3 separate regions of the Homo sapiens genome follow, and all the other regions are linked to region 3. A link is a contact called in ENCODE Hi-C or POLR2A ChIA-PET data. All regions are on one chromosome and are shown on one strand. The core of a region is the stretch at or near the end of the contact, and the rest is flanking DNA. Distances in the headings are between cores, read along the strand shown.

What was found. A loop is a pair of places that touch in the nucleus more often than their neighbours do. ChIA-PET counts read pairs that join two places held with the same protein, here RNA polymerase II (POLR2A). Pooled maps may share reads with other maps.
Region 1: a map of CD8-positive, alpha-beta T cell shows a loop between it and region 3 (20-fold over the local background). The contact joins the promoter of ZNF507 here to the promoter of URI1 in region 3. A Hi-C loop is called at or near these places in 4 of 168 maps with a recorded cell type or tissue (CD4-positive, alpha-beta T cell, CD8-positive, alpha-beta T cell and naive thymus-derived CD4-positive, alpha-beta T cell) and 11 of 50 pooled maps. POLR2A ChIA-PET finds 5 or more read pairs at or near these places in 1 of 52 experiments (T-cell).
Region 2: a loop to region 3 is called in a map of CD8-positive, alpha-beta T cell, with 19 times the contacts of the local background. The contact joins the promoter of LINC02987 here to the promoter of URI1 in region 3. A Hi-C loop is called at or near these places in 2 of 168 maps with a recorded cell type or tissue (CD4-positive, alpha-beta T cell and CD8-positive, alpha-beta T cell) and 11 of 50 pooled maps. POLR2A ChIA-PET finds 5 or more read pairs at or near these places in 3 of 52 experiments (CD4-positive, alpha-beta T cell, CD8-positive, alpha-beta memory T cell and activated B cell).

What each region holds. Positions count from the first base shown.
Region 1 is chr19:32,342,849-32,346,936 of GRCh38, forward strand. ZNF507 (zinc finger protein 507) reads left to right here and starts at 2,762. Exons shown (of 7, transcript NM_001136156.2): 1 at 2,762-2,935. RefSeq lists silencers at 2,586-2,715, 2,746-2,935.
Region 2 is chr19:27,791,828-27,796,250 of GRCh38, forward strand. It overlaps LINC02987 (long intergenic non-protein coding RNA 2987), which reads left to right and starts at 1,604. Exons shown (of 7, transcript NR_146733.1): 1 at 1,604-1,782. LINC00662 (long intergenic non-protein coding RNA 662) reads right to left here and starts at 2,113. Exons shown (of 3, transcript NR_027301.1): 1 at 1,705-2,113; 2 at 1,173-1,405; 3 at 1-74. RefSeq lists enhancers at 1,846-2,325, 3,492-4,273.
Region 3 is chr19:29,940,892-29,944,764 of GRCh38, forward strand. It overlaps URI1 (URI1 prefoldin like chaperone), which reads left to right and starts at 1,348. Exons shown (of 11, transcript NM_003796.3): 1 at 1,348-1,773. The coding sequence starts at 1,657. RefSeq lists an enhancer at 1,094-1,183 and a silencer at 1,204-1,873.

The DNA of each region.
Region 1 (4,088 bases), core at 1,512-4,011, 2.4 Mb after region 3:
GCGGTACATATACAGCAAGGAATACTATGCAGCCATAAAAAAGAACAAAATCATGTCCCTTGCAGCAACATGGATGCAGCTAGAGGTCATTATCCTAAGCAAATTAACACAGAAACAGAAAGCCCAATACTGCATGTTCTCACTTATAAGTGAGAGCTAAACATGGGGTATACATGGACATAAAGAAGGGAACAATGAACACTGCAGATCCCAAAAAGGGAGAGGCAGGGAGGGGGGCAAGGTTTGAAAAACTACCTATAGGGTACAATGTTCACTATTTGGGTGAGGGAATCAATGGAAGCCCATACCTCAGCATCATCTAATATACCATGTAACAAATCTGCACATGGACCTCCCTAATCTAAAATTGAAGGAAAAAAAAGGCCAGGTGCGGTGGTTCATGCCCGTAATCCCAGCAATTTGGGAGGCCAAGGTGGGTGGATCATCTGAGGTCGGGAGTTCGAGATCAGCCTGGCTGACATGGTGAAACCCCATCTACTAAAAATACAAAAACAAGCCGGGCGTGGTGATATGTGCCTGTAATCCCAGCTACTCTGGAGGCTGAGGCAGGAGAATGGCTTGAACCCAGCAGGTGGAGGTTGCAGTGTGCCGGAATCGCACCATTGTACTCCACCCGTGGCGACAGGGTGAGACTCTGTCTCAAAAAAACAACAACAAAAAATCAGCTCCAAAATCATCAGAGACTTGCTCACCCTACATATCCACCACCATGGGTCAGCTGGGGACTCAGCTCATCATTGTCCCTCTAAGATGCTGGCTGACGGGATGGCCGCCACCTGAAACACTGCCAGTCATCAAGCCAAAGGGAAACATACTCTGGAGGGAACTGCACTGGCAATTAAATGCTCCAGTATGAAGGGAATGCCCTCACTCCCACACACGATCCATTAGCCAACACCAGTACTGGCCACACCCCCGAGCCACAGGGTCAATGGAAACTAACCTTATGCCAGAAGAGGGACAATGGGAACTAGCTGGTGAATACCAGTAATGACCACCACAGGAACTTCAAACGAAGATACACTTTCGTTCGCTTGTTTTAAAAGTTCTTTATTATCCCTAGATTATATTTTCTCTATTGTGTTTCTGCACTCTCCCTTGATCAAATAATTCTGTCATTTCGTCTGTCTACTTTCAGATTCATGGACATTACACTTAAGACATGACTAACGAAAAGCCTCTCTTCAGATAATGATAAGTTAGGATTGTTTGTGCCAATAGCCCAAGGCAAGGAATTTCTCATATTACTTGTTTGTTCTCCCTTTCAACACTTCGTATTTCTGGGTTTTCTTCACTGTTTTTTCTTTCCACCCTTCCATGCTAGTCTCCTGCTCAATCTCTTACCTTTTATCGAAAAAAAAATTACTCAACATTTTATTTTTTCACAGCTATTTGGTCTAATTGGCAAAGGATTCTGTGGAATAGCAGAATTCTAACTTTGCAGCCGGGCGCGGTGGCTCACGCCGGTAACCCCAGCACTTTGGGAGGCTGAGGCGGGCGGATCATGATGTCAAGAGATCGAGACCATCCTGGCCAACATGGTGAAACCCCGTCTCTACTAAAAATACAAAAAAATTAGCTGGGCATGGTGGCACGCCCTGTAGTGCCAGCTACTCGGGAGGCTGAGGCAGGAGAATCACTTGAACCTGGGAGGTGGAGGTTGCAGTGAGCCGAGATTGCGCCCCTGCACTCCAGCCTGGGGAGAGAGTGAGACTCTGACTCAAAAAAATAAAATAAAAATAAAAATAAAAATTCTAACTTTGCTGGTTTCCTAACCCCCAAATTCAGATGAATTTGAATTCTGAAATACAGTAACAGGAATTATCAGCCTGTCTGATTCTAAATTTTGTTGGATCTTCCTCCCAGGACCGTGGACAGCCCAGCCAGCTGTAAAGGCCTCTAAAAAGATCTGGAACAGATCCCCAAGAGGTATCTCACCAAATGAGTCCATTCCACTACAATGGCCAGAATCTTCAGTTTTACACCCTTGCTCATGCCCACCGCTCACCCGGAGTCCAGACCCAAGCACCATGCTGCGTAGTTCCTAATACGGCAAAACTATCCAGCATTTTTGGTGAAATTGGCTGGAATGCTTCACTTAGTCCGTTTTTCACTGTTAGCAGGAGAACCACCCTAGTATCTTTCATAGAACAGATCCGAATGACAAACACCATCGTGCCCTCGGAGGGCTGAGCTTGTGTTACTGGGTCTGGTCCTACAAACCCTGAAAATCCTGAATCTCTCAAGCAAAGAGATTCCCCAGGGCCAGCTCTGGCCCTTAACAGGCACCCCTTAACGCCAAGCTGCGAATCTGGCTAGGACCTCTATATTTTAGCCAAGAACACCTTGAAATGTACAGTCCTACCAAAGGAACTAATACAAATCCAGAAGCACAAGGCTAAAGAAAAAAAAAAAAAAAACCCCAATGCCCATTGTTGAAAGCCAATTGCGGGGTGAGTGGGGTGATAAGGCTAGCCCACAGCGGATTTAGGCGACGTGGGGAGATGCCAAAGTGAATACACGGTGACTTCTAAATCTAGACGTCTGGAAGGGGCCATGAGAGCCAGACAACTGGGCCCGAACCCCGCCCGGGAGCCAGGGTTTGCAAGGGGCTAAACCGGCTGGGGAGCCTCCCTCTCGCGGGTCCAGCCTCGGCGGCCCGGGACGCCGGTAGGCGGGGCCTGAGCCTCGCCCCGCCCCCGCTGCCCGCCATTCGGGTCACCTGACCCACCCGCGGCTCACGTGATCCGTCCCCAGCGCCGCCATTTTGGAGCTCCGGATGAGGAGGGGGAAACCGGGGGAAAAGAGGGAAAAGAGCCGGGAGAGAGGTGGGCAAGGACGAGGGCGAGGGCACGGCCGGGTCCTGGCTGGCCAAACGAGGCTCGCGGAAGCAGCAGCCGCCGCCTGACCGCAGGTACCGCGCCCCGGGGCCGCCCCTCCGCCCGCTGTTAGCGCCGCCGCCGGCCATGTGCATCCTCCCCTCAGGCCTCTGCCGGCGCTCGCTTCCTCCTCAGCCGGCCGACCCCCGCCCGGTGCTAGCCACAAGCCCCAAGTTCCGTGTCCCGGTTCTGTCTTCTGTGCAGCAAGGCCTGCGGAGACTCTGGGCTTGCCCTGCAGCTGGGGGTGGGGGGAACTTGCTGCTCCCTGCATACTGTCACCAGCCCGGCCCGCCCGCAGGCGTTGCTTCCTTCTCCAGGCGTTGCTTCTTTCTGCAAATGTGAGATCGCTTAGGCCAGCCGGGATGGACCCAGCCACGATGTTCTCACAGCATCTTTTGATTAATTTTCTAAGCTCCCTCATTCCCGACCCATCACCTCAGTCCTTTAGCCAGTGCGTGGTGTAGAAAAAGCTACTACAGAAACGCAGCCCTGGTCTTCTGCATTTATTACCATCCTCTGGAGATAGAATGATGTCTCCAGAGATCACGGAGACCATCAGGGAAAGTTCCCACCTCTTAAGACCTGGGGGCATCGGAATGAATGGTTTGTGTAGAAGGCCGGGATGATTAATAAGGTGGCGGCCACTTTCCCAACCCCAAGGCGGTATTTTTAAGTTTCTGCAGTGGGCTGTAATTTGCTATCAGTCTGCATCGCTCTTCTCAGGCAATTACTGGATTTATCACCTCTTTGAGTTTGCACTTTCTCCAGTACTCCCCTCTCACTCAGAGTATGGGTTGCATTATTGATTAAAAGAAAGCCTGGCCCTTCATTCCTTTACCTCACTAACTCGTTGAAAATTAACTTCAGGGGAGCCCTAAAGATGTTTTTTCTGCCCTGGCAGTGAGCTATTTTACTTAACCGTAATCGATAAGGTAGTTGCATTCTAGGTGAAACGAATAAGCATTTTTTTATCTTTTAGATTTATTCCAGCCAGTATAAGAAACAGTGGCAAAGAAATGTAGGACCAGAGTAGGAAACTGCGTTAGAAGATATATAGGTCACACCACTGTGTCATATCTTTTTATGCTGTTTTTCTGCCTATTGTGCTTGGTTGCAGAATCACTCGTTAGATTGTATTTTTAGTTTAGATTAAAATAGCAATGTGCAATTTATTGTTCCATTCTCATT
Region 2 (4,423 bases), core at 354-2,853, 2.1 Mb before region 3:
GGAGGTTGCAGTGAGCCGAGACAGGCCACGGCACTGTACAGCCTGGTGACAGAGCGAGACTCTGTCTCAAATAACTAAAAAAGAAAAAAAGAAAAAGTAGGTGTAAAACTATCCATAGTAGATACTCTCATTTACATAAAATCCAGTAAGAAAACAAAACTGAAGTTCTGGCTTCCGGTAATACTGGAGTAGCTTGCTAAACTAACACTCTCACAGATAACAATGATACAATCTGGATAAAATATTATATATAGTTACATAGAAACATTCATCTATATACAATACATACATACGTGTGTGTGACTGAATGAGAATTTCAACCTTTCCCACCGTAGGGAAGATAATTATTCTGTTTGAATTCAGCCACATTTACCCCCTCTTCAAATAATAACAATGCTCTTCCAAAGAATACAACAGAATTTAGTCTCTATAACTAATATTTATAATTTCTATTACACAATATTAAAATTCATAAAATGTGTGAAGAAATGTAACATGCAAACTATACACAAGATAAAAAGCAGGCAGCAGAAGCTATTTCTAAGATGTCCGAGATGATGTAATCAGCAGACAAGTATTTCAGGGCAGCTATTATAAGTACGTTCATGGGGGTAAAGGAAAATATTCTCATAATGAATTAACTCATGTAGAGTCTCAGCAGAGACATGGAAATTATAAAAAGAGTAAAATAGAAGACAATAAAATAATAAAATAAAAAGAACTTTTAGTTTACAGAGTAGAAACAGAAGACAGCAATATAAACCATCCAATCTGAAGACTGAAACAAGTTTAAAGAAAATGAAAAGAGGCCTAAGAGACCTGTGAAATGATTGAGTCTGAGACAGAGAGGGAGAGACAGAAAAATTAAATATAATACAAAAACAAATAAACAATAGCTGAAAATTTAAAAACTTGGTCAAAACCGCAAATTCTTATATTCAAAAGGTGAACACACTCCAAAACAAAAACAAAAACAAATAAAACCATATCGAGGCCCTACTGTGATTTAGAAAACTGGCAGAGCAAGATTTTCCAGGGAGTTGCTATGATTTCTCATTTTCACTATTTATAATAATGGAAAATATGCACTCCTTAGTTTTCTTCTTGGAGAAAGTCTGACTTGTCAAACACAGATGACTTTTCAGTTTAGTTTTCAAGGTTTAATTTCTTACCTTGGAAATCAATTAAATTTGTTTCTTTAAAATGTCGCAGTAAAATTGCTCCTCCAGACAGATGTCCACGGAGATTCTGTCCTGCTGCGTCCGCCTTTCACAGAACTGAGGTTGTTCCTACACCAGTTTCAGAAGCGTGTAGGCACGCTTTATTACAGTGGCAGCAGCGTCCCTGTGCGAGGTCTAACCCAGGTGTGGGCCCTGCAGCCAGCCCGGGGGTCCAATGGGTCCTCCTATGGAGCACAGGAAGAATCGTGGCAGGCCAGAGATAGACAAAAGGTGGCTTTTAAAAGGGAAGTGTCAGGTTACCAGGGACTGGGTACTTTTACACGCGGACCTTCGGCCCTGCCCATAGAAAGGGGCAGCACTGCGCATCTCTGAAGGAGTGTGGCAAAGGGTGGGGCAATAAGAAGGGTGGGGCAGAAAGGAGTGGCCCCTCAGGAGGAAGGGGCGGGGAGATCCCAGCTACTAGAGGACGCCCGTTCCAATGGCAACTCTGCCAAGGCGCCTATGAGAGCCTCTTGGCTTTTACCTGGTCTGCGAGAAATCAAACTTTGGGCACAAGTCATGAAGCCGACAAGCCCGGGAGACACAGTGTCAGAATTACAAGGTGAGATCAGCCGCCCGGCCAAGCTATCTTCTCGCTAGCAGGTGAGGCCCGTGAACAGCCAAGCTCCCCTTGGCACGGCGGAACCGCAGTGGACGCGTGGAGGGGCTCCGTAGAGGAGGGACCTTTGCTTGGGATGCGGGGAGCTGTAGTCTCTTATCTGCACCCAGCTTGTTAGTTGTACGCCTGCAGGACTACAATCTCAGCACAAAGCAGGATTGTAGGGCGGTGCGGATCCCTGGAGGGAGACAGCGCGGTGCGCTCCTGCCGGCCATGCTGGCTGGGGTGGTGTCTTAGGCGGTTCCAGCCGTTAGTCACAGGGCGGCCGGACTACAATCCCAGCATACAACGGGAGTGGAGGTGGTGACCTTGAGAGAGGGCCTGTGCTGTGCGCGCCTCGCGGGGCATGCTGGGAGCAGTAGCATCTTAGCTGCTTCCGGCCGCTGGTCGCAGGGCTGCGGGACTACAATCTTCGCATGAAATGGAAGAGAGGGTGGTGCGGATAGCTTGAGGAAGGTACGGATACCTTGAGGGAGGTATGGATACGTTGAGGGAGGTACGGATACGTTGAGGGAGGTTACGGATACGTTAAGGGAGGTACAGCAGCGGTGCGCGCCTTGCAGGGCATGCTGAGAGGAACAGTTTTTTAACTGCTTCTGGCTGTTGGTGGCAGAGCTGCGGGACTACAATCCCAGTATGCTACGGGAGTGGGGATGATGCTGGTCCCTTGAGGGGGGGGGGCAGCGCGGTGCCCTCCTGCCGGGCATGCTGGTAATAGTGTCTTAGCTGCTTCCGGCCGTTGGTCGCAGGGCTATGGGACTACAGTCTCAGCATGCGCAGGGTTCAAGGGTGTTGCGCAGCCCCGCAGGGAGGGGCAGGGCGGTGTTGACCTCTGTTTCCAAACCCATGCTGGCTACTGAATCTGTGCCACCCCTGGCTAAGGGGAGTGAGTCCATAGAGGGACTTGAAGGGCAGGTCTGGGCTGGGCAGTGAGGAGAGTATGATACTGCAAAGTGCGCCTCGCCTTTGCCAAAATCGGTCGGGTCTCAGGCTCACCCCACCTCCCGCTGCTCAGTTCCGTTTCCCTCCAGAGCATCAAGCCTCCTCCCGCCCAGGGGGCCTCCTGCTTTCCTAAGCTGCTGTGGAATCGGCCTGAGGTCCCAGACGCTGTCCATTGTGCTGCTGCTCTCTGCTTTCTCCAGCCAGAGTGCCAGTTCATCCGCTTTTGGGAGAACTCCGCCGCCTGGCCTGCCCGCGGAAAAGGTCACAGCTTTGCAGGGGGTGACATGGGCTATGGCTTCCTGGAAATGTCACCCTCACTAGCGCCTTTTAGATAGATGTGAATTTTGAGACATGAGGGAGAGTAATTATTGGTTTACCCAGGAGATGCTAAGAGCAGAGGAGAAAACCCTAATTTCCAGGCATGTGTCCTGAGCCAGGGACAGGCTGGCCAGACCCTAAGCCCCCAGTGCCGCCAGAGAGCAGCCTACTGCCCTGATTTGTGTGGAATCCCCTTCGTGCTGCTGGGCCTTAGCGTCAGGGACAGCCCAGTCAGGTGAAGGTGGGGATGACCCATGGGCTTCTGGAAGTGGGTTGGTGGTCCTGGGAGGGCCAGCCCATCCCCCCTTGGAGAGGGTCTTTGTGCTGAAGGATGCCCACAGAGGCCTGGGTACCAGGAACACTGCTCTAGGCAAGGTGCCTTTCTTCCAGATTTGGCTGAAAGGAAGGAAGACTTGGTCAGCTTTTCCACCCAGCCATCTGGCCCTTACAGGGCTGCTCCCCATGGACCTGGGTTTGTAGAGTCCTCCAGGGCTTTGTGTGGCCCACTAGTTCTGATACTGAGGACACCCCTGCAGGCTGTTAATTTCAGAACAAGGGGTGTGTGCAGACTGGGGCATGGGTGCTGTCAGGGTACCCCAGGCTGCTCCAGGGACGGTACCCCAGTGTTCAACTTGGCTTGGGGCCCCCTGCCTCATGCCCTTACTCCAGGGCTGCTTGGCCTGGGCTTGAGCCATGGTCCAGAACTCAGGTGGCCCCATTGCCACCTAATATAAGGGCCTGTCTCCACAGTGGGTGAGACGCCCCTGGGCACTGGGCTCTTCAGTCATCCAGGGCTATCCACTCCATGGCATGAGTTCCCACATTCAGCTGAACTCTGTCTGGCTCTGGACTGGGGTCCCTCCTGTGCCCTTTCCCTGAATCCTCTCTGGGTCCGAGACACTGATCCTCTTCACTCTCTGGCTTAAGGCTTGTTCTCCTGACCTCCTTGGAGGGGTGCTCAGGATTGAGGACCCCTGCTGTTCTCTGGGGCTGTTGGTACTCGGAGGTGTGGGTGTTGGCTTGCACTGAGAAGTCCAACCCCTTCAGTGCCCTTCAGGGGTCCTTTAAGAGCAGGAGTGATAGGGTGTGGGGGAGTGCCTTAGAGGGGTCTTGCCCTCATCCCCTGCCCTGTCTCTGAGACGTGTCCAGTAAACCTGAGGTCAGCACCTCAGGAATGAAATAATGTCTTTTGCAGCAACTTGAATGAAGCTGGAGGCCATTATTCCAAGTGAAATAACTCAGGAATTAAAAATCAAATGCCATATGTTCTCACTTATAAGTTGGAGCTAAGCCATGCGTATGCAAAGGCATGCGGGGTGACATA
Region 3 (3,873 bases), core at 98-2,597:
GCTGAGGTGGCTGGGGATGGAGAGAGGATGGTGGTGGTAGAAGAGATGGTAACAATGGTCAGGTCCTGGCTGTTCCAGAGGTGATGATGGTTGGATATGCAGTGAGGAAAAGACAGGAATGAACATTTATCTTTTCCCAAGTTGTCCTTGCTTTCTTCCTTTGAAGCCATAAAAAGGAAAAAAAGGGTGGATCTGGACTTGGGAGCTGGGCAGGAGTGAGGGAAGAGAAGCAGAGCAAGCAGGCACACCAGGCTGTGACTCTGCAGGCATCTCTCTGCCTAGACTTGTCTGTATGATGTGGAACGAACACGACCCATCTTTACTGCTAGCGACTGCAGCAGATAAGGCAAGGCCACTTTCACGCAGTTAGGTTAATAGGAGGCTGTACAAAGGGCTGTAGGAGGAAGTGGGCACAGGAGTTCTAAAATAATTGGAACGGCCAGGTGTGGTAGCTCACACCTGTAATCCTAGCACTTCAGGGAATCCAAGACAGGAGGTTAGCTAAGACAGGAGGCTCGCTTAATGTCAAGACCAGCCTGGGCAACATAGGGAGACCCCGCCTCTACAAAAAATAGAAAAATTAACAGGATGTGTTGGTGCGGGCCAGTGGTCCCAGCTACTCCTGAGGCTGAGGTGGGAAGATCGCTTGAGTCTAGGAGTTTGAGGCTGCAGTGAGAAATGATGGCACTACTGCACTCCAGCCCGGGCGACAGACCAAGACTCAGTCTCTTAAAAAAAAAAAAAAAAAAAAGAAAAGTGGGGGCAAAGTTATCCTTGGAAAATTTCTTAGTCCATTCATAGCAGCATATTAAAATTAGTACAGTAGCTTAATTTATATAAGAGAAAATACAATGTGTACAGTAATTAATGAACATGCAAAATATAATTGTATATTTCAACTCACTAAAAAGGCACAGAAAGAGTTGAATTTGCTAAAATTAAATGTGCTTATGAAACAGCTCTAGTACATGAATTAAGCTCCTAGATACAGATGCAGCGCCAAACGACGGGGAGGGAGATGGGGCACTCAAGGCGACACGCGGCTCTTGTTGCCGAGCGTTTCCTGGGCGTGGAGCTTCTATAGAATGTAAGCTTTTTTTTTTTAAGGTTCCAAAGCCTATATTTAGTGCTTTCATATACGTAATCTCAAAAAAAAAAAAAGAAAGAAATATCGGCATAAAATGTAAGCTTCCAGAGGGATACAAACGCAGCCCAGCGCGGACACCGCCAGCCCCAGCCACGCGGTTCGCATCAAGCGCACTCCCCTGGGGGCGGGGCCTGCGCGAGCTGGGCGTGTCGGGGGCGGGGCCTGCGCGCTTGCTTCCGGCGTGCCGCGAGAGGCGGGGCGTGTGGGGAGGCGCGGCCGCCACGCGACGCCTGGCTGGGCCCGCACCGGAGAGGCGTCTCGGTACCTGGCAGGCGGCCTGCTACTCGGAGCCCGCTGCGGGGCGGCGGCGGCGGGGACATGCACGTGTGAGATGCGGCAGCGGGCGGCGCGGACGCGAACAGCAGCGGCGGCGGCGGGCGCGGCCTCCTGGGCGCGGGGCGCGCGGTGCCTGAGGGCGGGCGCGCGGGCGCTGGGCAACTGCCGGCCGCGCCGCCTGCGCAGGCGCTGGTTCAGGACTCACACGCCGCGCTGAGGCCCGCGGGCCCGTCATGGAGGCGCCCACCGTGGAGACGCCCCCCGACCCCTCGCCCCCTTCGGCCCCGGCCCCTGCCCTGGTTCCGTTGCGCGCCCCGGATGTGGCGCGGCTGCGCGAGGAGCAGGAAAAGGTAACTAGCAGCCCCGCGCCGCTTCCGCCTCCGCCCGCCGGGCTGCCCCTGCCTGTGCTCTGGGCCGCCGCCCCGCGTGGCCTAGGCCCAGCTGCCCGGGCCCCCGGAGGGAACGGGGATAAACTTTTGTCACGTGCTTCTGTTGTCTTTGTCTGCAGCCCTTTGACTTCGCAGCGGAGTGAGGGGTGTGCAGCCCGTTCGCCTGCCCAGGAAAGGGGGCTTCTGAGCTGAAGGCGTGCGGCAGCGCGTGGGAATTTGGGGGCGGGGGCAGCACGCTGTCAACGGAAGCGTTCGCCTTAATATTTGTAGCTTGTAATGACCTAAACATTGCTTAAAATGTGTACTGTTTGTTGCTCTTTGATTGCACGGAAAAGTTTTACCGCGTTTGTCATGATAATGCTTCCTGTGCAATATTTGGTTATTTAATATTTGTCACAATATAATGCCATTTAAACATTAAAAAAAAAAGAGAGTCTCACTATGTTGCCCAGGCTAATCTCGAACTTCTGGCCTCAAGCGATCCTCCCCCTCCTACCCTTCCCCACCTCGCCTCCCAAAGTGTTGGGATTATAGGCCTGAGTCACCGCACCCGGCTCATTTTTACAAATTTTAATTTCATCGTATAATAAATGAGTTTTAAACTACTGGTGAAAAGGGTACAAAGTTTTGTGTTTCCTAGTGGGACTTTATATAAAGAAGTATTCCCAATTTAAGAAATAGTTTTATTGTTAAATCTGATTTTTCTGTGGATTCTGTGGTCTTTCAGATTGATTCTGTCCCCTCAAGTGTCTTGAAATTGTTACTTTGAAAAGCAGTATTTAATTTGCTTAAAATATTTTATGTCATGTTTGGAAGAGCATGGATTATAAAGGGTTAGGAAGTTGCTTCAACACTATAAGCAGTTTAAAAGTTCTTAACTTTTTAATTGAACATTCCTGTATAAGAACGACTGTTTACATAGATACAAAAATATACTCAGTTCTACTAGATGGGGGTTTTGATAGAACTTAAAAAACCCTCGTTTGCTTGGAAACCACCTGTTGGGATGAACTGCGGGAATCTTTCTTTGTTCTGGTTGGTTTAAATTATTTTGTGGGTTGGATTTTCATTTCTCAGCCATTTTTCTCTAATAACGCAACTGTTAGGTTTGGAAGCCATGTTTTCAAGATGAAGGTTTAAAAATCCAGTGGCTAGGGTGGTGACTCAAACCTGTAATCCCAGCTGCTTGGGATGTCAAGGTCGTGGAATTGCTTGAAGCCAAGGAGTTCGAGATCAGCCTGGGCAACACAGGGAGACCTCCGTCTATACAAAAAAATACAAAAAATTAGCCGGGCCATGGTGGTGCACGCTTGTAGTCCCACGTACTTGGGAGGCTGAGGTGAGAGGATCACTTGAGCTCAGGCGTTTGAGGCTGCAGTGGGCCATGGTCATGCAACTGCACTTCACCCTGGGCGACAGAGTGAGACCCTGTCATTCATATATATATATATATATATATATATATATATATATATATATATATATATATAAAACTTAACTAGTTTGGCGTCTTTAAATTAGAAGACATTAATGTATTTTTTTAAAAGAGAAAGATAGAAAAAGAAGAAAGAAAAAACAGCCCCTCATGAAATCTTACTCCTTTTGCCAAAACTTGGCATTTTTTATTCTTTCAGAGAATGTGACACAGACCCTCAGAGGATGGTGTTTCTATTGCCTTTCCTCTGCTGCAGTGGGTTAATTTCACCTCCTTCAGTGTATAATACGTGCATAATGCTGACTTGATATGTTTTCTGCCATTTGGCATATTAAAAAGATATCCTTAGTTTTATTCTGATGTTAGTGTGACTGAAATGCAAAGGATACTTTTTGGGGTGCTCTGAACAGCTTTCTGGTATCGTGTTGAGTTACATTGGAAGAGAGAGTAACTGCTTTTTCAGTTACAGTCTTGTGGCAAACTGAATGACTGTTTTCTGTAGACATTGACTGTGCTACCAAATTATTTTTCTGTGTTGTGTTAATGTTAATTCGGCACACAAAATAACCACGTATATCTGTCATGGGTGTGTAAAATTATCCCCAGTTCAGGAAAAAGCGCGTCAG